Regions from separate parts of the Mus musculus genome. Here region 1 is linked to region 2. Evidence: chromatin loops called from intact Hi-C (ENCODE). Cell type or tissue: heart. All regions are shown on one strand. Each heading gives the region's core, and the rest is flanking DNA. Links, peaks and the distances in the headings are about the cores only.

The links. A loop is a pair of places that touch in the nucleus more often than their neighbours do. Peaks named below come from ENCODE experiments on the same cell type or tissue, not always from the same donor. Only the 100,000 strongest peaks of a DNase experiment are listed, where the experiment ranks them.
Region 1: it touches region 2 in a loop (4-fold over the local background); 7 of 42 quality-filtered maps call a loop at or near these places.

Annotation. Positions count from the first base shown.
Region 1 is chr7:125,489,468-125,493,356 of GRCm38, forward strand. It overlaps Nsmce1 (NSE1 homolog, SMC5-SMC6 complex component), which reads right to left and starts at 1,976. Exons shown (of 8, transcript NM_026330.4): 1 at 1,946-1,976. In heart, for the core only: a CTCF peak has its summit at 2,023; DNase peaks (open chromatin) are centred at 2,064 and 3,194; H3K4me3 peaks cover 1,659 bases; H3K27ac peaks cover 2,434 bases.
Region 2 is chr7:125,579,678-125,583,566 of GRCm38, forward strand. No RefSeq gene overlaps it. Among named protein-coding and RNA genes, the nearest start is that of Il21r, 22 kb to the right of the region's middle. In heart, for the core only: no CTCF peak of the experiment used is centred there; DNase peaks (open chromatin) are centred at 1,134 and 1,894; H3K4me3 peaks cover 637 bases; H3K27ac peaks cover 264 bases; H3K27me3 peaks cover 478 bases.

The sequences.
Region 1 (3,889 bases), core at 747-3,246, 90 kb before region 2:
CTTCAGCAGGTAACAGTGGTGGACTCCCTGGCCTGTGACTTTCATCCTCTTCTGGGGGAAACAGATTCCAGCAAACTTGCATGACCCCAGAAACATATTATGTACATTCCTTACAAAAGTGTCCACACTGGCCCCAGGAGATGTGTCCATAGAAACATCATGTAATGGAAGTCTGGCAATACTATAAATGCCTTATCAACCAAGTAACAGTCATATAAAGGGATTCAAATCACACCGTGGAATCCAGGACAGTGACAAAGAAAGCAAGGCTGCTCACATCCACATGGGTACTGCTCAGAACACACTGCATGCAAGCTGGGCACTGTGGCTGCCTTTCATCCCAGCACCCTGAGGCAGAGGCAAGTAGATCTGAGTTCAAGGGTAGCCTGGTCTCCATTGCCAGTTCCAGGTCAGCCAGGGAAAGAGAAACTGTCACAAAACAAACCACAAACACACAAAACCACACCATATGCAAAAAGCAAATCACACATTCACAAGGATGCCAAACACAGAAAGAACTGTACACAGCGATCATGGCAGGGCCATAGCAACTCAGTGAGGCCTATCAACAGCAAGGAAAACAGAATTCAGAGTAGTGGGAAACTTTGTAGAGGAGATTCAATGGGGGGCTGGGGGTATGGAATAATACGTTTCTTAATCTGGTGGTGCTACACCTGAGGTGTTCATTTTATCTTCATAAGTATGTTACAAAACAAAAATACTTAAAGACAACTTAAATATTAATTAGAGAAGAGTGGTACAGAAAAAGTTCAAATGGTGTGATGTGGGGAAAGGGGTCAGAAAATGGGTGTGGAACCGATCACAGGAGCCATGCTTGTTTGTGGCTAGGATGGCAACTATCTGCAATGAGGGACTCTGCAGAGAGGATTAACCATAGATAGGTGCAGCCCACTCAAAGGACTTTAAAACCAAGGCGTTTACAGAATAAGCAATGCTTGGGTACAGCATGGGTGGCCTGTGCTAGGCAGTGTTAATCCGCTGATGGCACAGCCTGGTTTGAAACGCACCAGAACCTCATGAGGAACAGTGTTCCCCAGGAGGGAGCTGGGGCTACAAAGGTACACAAGTGATGGCGATAGTGACGGACAGTACTGCAAAAGCAGTTTCTTTTAAGGCACTGCCAGTCCCAACCGTGGTTGCTGGGCAGTGGTGGTGTACACCTTTAATCTCATCACATGGGAGATAGAGGCAGGCAGATCTGAGTTCAAGGCCAACCTAATTTACAGAGTGAATTCCAGGACAACCACGGCAATAAAGAGAAAACCTGTCTAGAAAACATAACCACAGATGATTAGATAGATTGCTTAGATAGGTAGGTAGATGATAGGCAGACAGACAGAACAAACCATGATCTAGGTTCCTTCTCTAGACTTCTCCAGTCTTGGTCTGGGTTAGAGGTGTTATTTATGGTTATCAGTACGAAATGCAACAAAACACAGAGCACAGGAATCCTATACTTTTCCAAAATCGGACAAACGGATGATTCTGAACACATTTAGCCTCAGGCTTTCAAATGCTGGCTCCACAAACAAAACAAAAAGGGGGGGGGGGAGTGGGGAGGCGGGGCACGCAAGGGGAGGGTGTGGTCGTTTTGAACAGAAGGGTACAAGTGGCTGTCACCAAACAGTGTCAGTGACAAGGCACACTTTCTCCGCCTGACCCATCAGGCGATCGGGAGTCAGGAGCTACAGGAGTTCCAGGTCAGCCTAGGCTACATGGTGAGAGCATGTCTCGAAAAGACAATTTTTTAAAATTTAAATTAACAAATAAACAACTTATGTTGTTATAGAGCTGTTCCAACCCCTGCCTTTTGCGGGCTTCAATATCTCGTCAGCGCCAAAGCCCGCGCCGACCCCATGGTCGATCCCGTTGCCCACAGATGCCCGCTCTGGTCCCCGCAGCACCCCAAAGCCTTCATACGTACCGCAAACCAGCGAGATCACGCCGGAAGCCATATCGGAGCCCGCCTCCAGGGCGGAGAGATCGCCAGACTGGAGCTCCTACTGGTGGGCTACGCGCATTCTCCCGCTCACCAGCGGAGTACTTCCGTTTTCCCCGCCCGCTCTGTTGCTATGGCGCCTTGGCACCTGTGAGCCGCCTTCTGAGCTACGCGGTTTCCCGCGCGGTTTTCGTACTTCCCGGAACGGCTTCCGCCGCCCCCGCCTCTCGCTCGCTGGAGGAGAACCCACGGCGGGACGATCCACGGCCCACGGCCTGTGTCGTAGTAAAACTACTGCAGGCTTTAGACTGGAGACGAAGAATGGCTTTTGTTTTCCTGTGGCCTGAGCTAGAAACTTGGCTCTGCCGCTACTGGTTGAGCGGTGACCTTTCATGGAGCTACTAAGTGGAGTTAAAACAGCCGGTTCTGGGGTCCGCGAGCGTAATCTGTAAAGTGCTTGCTGCCCAGGCAAAGAGAGACCTTGTATCAAAAAACAAAGTGGAGGCCTTCCGAGGAACCACATCTTGCGTAGACCTCTGGCACACACACACAGAGGAAAAAGCATAAGAGACGATCTCACACACACACACACACCAGTCCTGAATACGAGATTTAAAAGAACTAATTGTTCCTATGCAGCACACACACACAGAGGAAAAAGCATAAGAGACGATCACACACACACACAGAGGAAAAAGCATAAGAGACGATCACACACACACACCAGTCCTGAATAAGAGATTTAAAAGAACTAATTGTTCCTATGCAGGTGACCCCTCTGGCCTGCTCTCAGGGACCTAGCGGCTGCTTAAGTCTTCACCCAGGTGCGTGTTGTGGAGAAAAGGCCTCCACCCCAGCCATCCTAGGACTCTCTTCTCTGTCGCTCTGCCTTCTGTTTCTCTTTTGCTAGGCTCTTTTTCTCCGGGTCTCATGGCGACTTCTTTGGCCTCGTTCTCTGAGACCGTTGAAACTGCCCGAGAGTTGCTCCCGGTAAACCTGCTTTTATATTTTTAATTCAGCATGATCTGGCTTATTACGTCAGCGGAGACATTTACTACCTGGGGCAGAAACTTTTTACTAATGTGCAGGGAAAACTAGGACGGCCGCCGAGAAGTGTGGTGTGGTACTGCCTTAGCCACTCTCATCTAAGAATTGTGAGGCCTGATGAAATTGCCACAAGGGTAACTTCAAAGAAATCACTTCTGCCTGCTCAAGGCTTTTCCTTTCCGAGAATTCCAGATGCACGTCTCAGAGCTGGAAATGCAGCCTCGCCCAGGAAAAGTGACTAATTATACAACCGTACGAAGTGCACAGTCCAATCTCTGAAAACATACATGGCCTCTCACCACCCCTGGAGTCTTGGACAGCTTCTTATCTTCTGGAGAGCTCTTCAACTGAGTAGGGAGACTAACAATACAGAGGTCATTAAAAGCTTCATCTCTGGAGGTGGAAGGCCAAGGTCAAATCCTGGTTCTTGAACCCAAACTCTCTCATCTCTAGGACAAAGCACTCCGCCAGCCCTAGCCTTATCCTGGCCATTTATAAAGAACCATAGTATCAAACTGAGGACAGGGTTATGAAGATGAACTGTGAGCCACTGGGGGTGGGGTGAATAATAAATTCTTGGTAACTGAACTATCAATGACAAAAAACTTTGTATAAACTCTGAAAACAGCCCTCATGGGAAGCTCGAACAGTTGGTTTGCCCTGAAGTCTTAAAAAGCCTTTCAAACCATTGTCAGTATTCAAAGTCAAGGGGATGTCTCAGTGGGTGAAGACACTTGCCACGCAAGCCTGAACTGAGAGACGCAGTCGTTTCTTTCCTTACAGACAGGTTTAGAAGCTGAAAGCCCACTTTCCCTAATGCTCCCAGCTCCTGAAAAGCCTTTTTGTTCCTTGTTCATCCAATACACTTGTTGAACCAGGTGT
Region 2 (3,889 bases), core at 610-3,109:
TGGGGATAGCATGGTGGCCTCAGTGGCTCTCTGCTGGGGAAAGAACTTGCACTGGGGTTTGTCCGTACCCTAGTGAAAGGAACTGGAGGTGGCCATCGCCTTCAAGGCCCACTGGTGTCACTCTTCTGCTAGAAAGGCCCAGTGTCCAAAAGGTTCCACCATGTCCTGGAACAATGTCACCACCTGGGAACCAGGTGTTCAAAACACGAGCTGTGGGTGCACATTTTATAGCCAAACCATAGGACACTGGCTCAAAGCTCAATCCGAGGAAGGAGCTTTGTAAGCAAGTGACTGTGTACAACGGCTCTGCCCCACAGAGCCGTGTGCTGAGATAGAAGCTGCCGAGACTGCTTCCTGTGCTCTCACCCTGTACCACGCACAAGTGAGTTATAAAGAAAAGAGGCTTTTTTCAGTTCATAATTCTGAGGTCAGGAGGTGGAATCTAGAGATGGCCTTGCTGATGGAGCCCTCAGGGGAGTCAGGGCACCCCATAGGAGAACATGTGTGTGTGCTCATGTATGTGTGTGGTGTGTGTGTGTGCTCATGTATATGTGTGATATGTGTATGCCTGTGTATGTATGTGGTGTGAGTGTGTGTTCATGTATGTGTGTGGTGTATGTGTGCTTGTGTGTGTGTGTGTGTATGTGCAAGCACACTCGTGTATGCATGTGGTGAGTATGTGTGTGCTCATGTATGTGTGTGGTGTGAGTGTGTGTTCATGTATGTGTGTGTGTACAAGCATGCTCATGTATGCATATGGTAAGTGTGTGTGTGCTCATGTATATGTGTGATGTGTGTGTGCTTGTATATGTGTGTGGTGTGTGTGTGTTCATGTATGTGTGTGGTGTGAGTGTGTGCTTCTATTATGTGTGGGGTTTGTGTGTGGCATGAGTATATGTGTGTGTGCTCGAGTATGTGTGTGGTGTTTGTATATGTGTGTGTTCATGTATGTGTGTATATGCATGTGTACTTGTATATGTGTGTGGTGTGAGCGTGAGTCTGGTTTCTGTGTATAGTCCTTATGATTCCAGGGCCTGCTCTAATGAGTTTACCTAACCCTGATCCCCTCCCAAAGGCCTCTCTAAATACCACAGTGACTAATTTCCTCCTCTTAATCCCTCTCCACAAGCATTCACATCCAGTCAAGTTTCCCAGGGGGACACACCAGATTCAAACCACACAGGAAATGCTTCCCAGTACTTAGCCAGGTTCCTTGGAATGCAGCTGGTTTGACTGAGGAGTTGAAATTTTCACTTAAAATGAACAATTTTATTTAAGTTTATTGGCATCTAAGCTTTGTTTCTGTGTGTTTTTGTCAACAGCCTCCACTAAGAGAGGACAGGGAAAGATCTAGAAAAATGAAAAAAGAAAGGACCCAAGGGTTGGTGTGATGTCTGTAGAGGGTTCCTGCGCGTGGCGGGCGCAGCCACCAAGGTGTTGTGAGCTGGGATTTTCCCAGCAGCCCCCGCTGTGCTGGATGCCCTGGAAGCCACGATGATGCTTTAACTTGGTGGAAGAAAACGCTGTTTGCGCTTATTCTGGTTCCGGCCTCGTGGGCTGCCGCGGAGCGCGCGTAGCCTGTTCAACTTTCCTGACATAAATTTCCCACTTAAGTCATTAAGTCAAAACCAAAAAAAAAAATCCCAGACCACAGGGCACGGTTCTGTTCACCGCGGGTGCACTGCGCGCTGTGGGTTCACAGCGCCGGTGACGTCGCGGATTTGCGGTGATACCACACTGAGCTCAAGAGACGTCAGTGTCCGTGGGACCGTGGACATGGCGTGACACCACTCTGGGGTGAAACGCGGGAAAAATGAAGGCAGGAGCAAGTGATGCCCAGCAACTCCTGTGTCCAGAGGGAGGGGAAGGGAAGGGCCGTGCCTCAGTCCCTGCTGCCCCCTGGTGGCCCGCACTGTCTCAGCACCAGCCTGCGTTCCTGGAACTCCCCAACTGCGGCCCAAGTAGGTGCAGCCCAGCTTCTGCTTGTCTCTGACAATGCTCCTGCTCTGGAGAACAGCACAGACATTCAGGATACCCTAAACCCAACTGTCTGGCACCGGGCCAGTCTGCAACTTATCTGAGCTCACATATGCATCTGTAATTGACACCTGTCTCACGAGCCCGTGGTGAGAATTAAATACATCACCACTTCAGTGAGCCCCTGGAGTGGCTCTTGCACACAAAACTCTTTAAAAGCATCTGCTAAGCTTATTCTTGATGTCCGACTGAGTGCGTCTGGGCAGTGCGGGAGTTGAGCAGTAAATTATGCTCAAGGAAAATGGCACCCTTAATCCCAAAGACAGCACAAGTCCAGGATAAAATGTGCCCCGCTGTCACCACCCTGTGTCTGCACATGTCCCCATCTCGCCATAGGCTATGTGCAGAGTGACTCTTGGCTGTTTTTCCTTTACAGTGCTGGGGTCATGAGCAGAGGTCCTCACAGCAGGCAAGAACTCCACTGCAGAACCACCCCAATCCCTCTGCCATTACATAGCACCAACTTCTCATAGGTCCAGGTCCTCTGTCCCAGCTCCTTCCATGCAGACCCAGATCCAGGCCCTCATATAGAGCACCACTCTGTAATGTTATGACTTTGTGGTCTGGGCACACATCTGTATTGCACACTGTCCTTTGTGTCTGTCCCTTGGGCCTCTGATGAGTTCTGGCTACTCTGACTTACCCTCCTTGCTACAGTTCTGCCATGATTTCCAGCTGACCACCGAGGCCCAAGTCACTCTACATGGTTTTTTGTCCTTTGCTACCATGGGACCACAGGCCACACTGACAGTCCTCCCTAATCAGGAAAAGCAGCAGGAGAAAGTCCTTTGCCGTTTTCTTTCCACTCTGCGTGTAATGTATGGTGCTTTGTCGTCCACACTGTGGTCATGAAGAGACAGTATCGAGATGGAAGATAAAGGCAAATGAGGTGCGGCAGAGAGGGAAAAGTCCTCGAACGCATCATCTAATCGTCAAACCCTGCCTCCTGAGTCTAAAGCCATGTGCTTTTGTTTAAACAGAAATTCCTTTGCAAAGGTAACCCAATCTTCAGTGTTGTAGCGGATGGAACAAGGAACTCTGAAGCTACCTTCAACTAGGCATGCCCTAGTTCCTGGAACCTGTGCACATGTTTATACTTTCAGGGAAGCAATGAATGTTACAGTCAGAATAAAAATTACAGTACCAACCCAGGGGCCTCCTTCTTCCCTGCAGCCACAGGGTGGGGAGGGGGGAGGGAAGGGGATGTGGTCCACTTCAGTCTCTTCCTCCTCCTTTGGATTTCTCCTTCCTCTTTCTTCTTTTACGCCCCCATCCTCTTCCTCTTCTTTCCCCTCTTCCTCCTCTCTTCCTTTCTCTTCTGCCACCTCTTCGCCCACTAAGTTAATTACAATCCTTTCTAAATCTGGTCCTACAGAGACAGGCACCGTGACTTGTAAATGAATGACGGATGGACTGATGTCTCCCACTGTCTCTTCTCAGTGCCCTTGTGTAAACCCCAGAGCCACCCACAGCATCTGTTGGGCATCTTCACAGCCAGTGTTCAGCCATGTCAGCAGCCCAGCTGGCACAAGGCTCATGGCACATGGACAACCACAATTATGGGCACTATGGACCCTTCCTCCTTCTCTTCCAGTGGGTCTTCTCCTCCAAGGTGGGCTGCAGTGCTGAGACTTCTGACTATGGCCACACTGCCACAGAATCGTGGAGCCCAGAACCATGGAGCCTGACACATAGTAGCTGCTCACCAAAACTGTCTTGAAGCAGAACTGGGCCTCTGGTGGAGTGAGTGCAGAACTCACCGTGGCTCTCTGGCTCTCTCTCCTTGAGCCCTCTCTCAGTTCTCCTCTGCTGATCATCCACAGGGTGGTACAGCAGCCCACAGCAGGGAGTG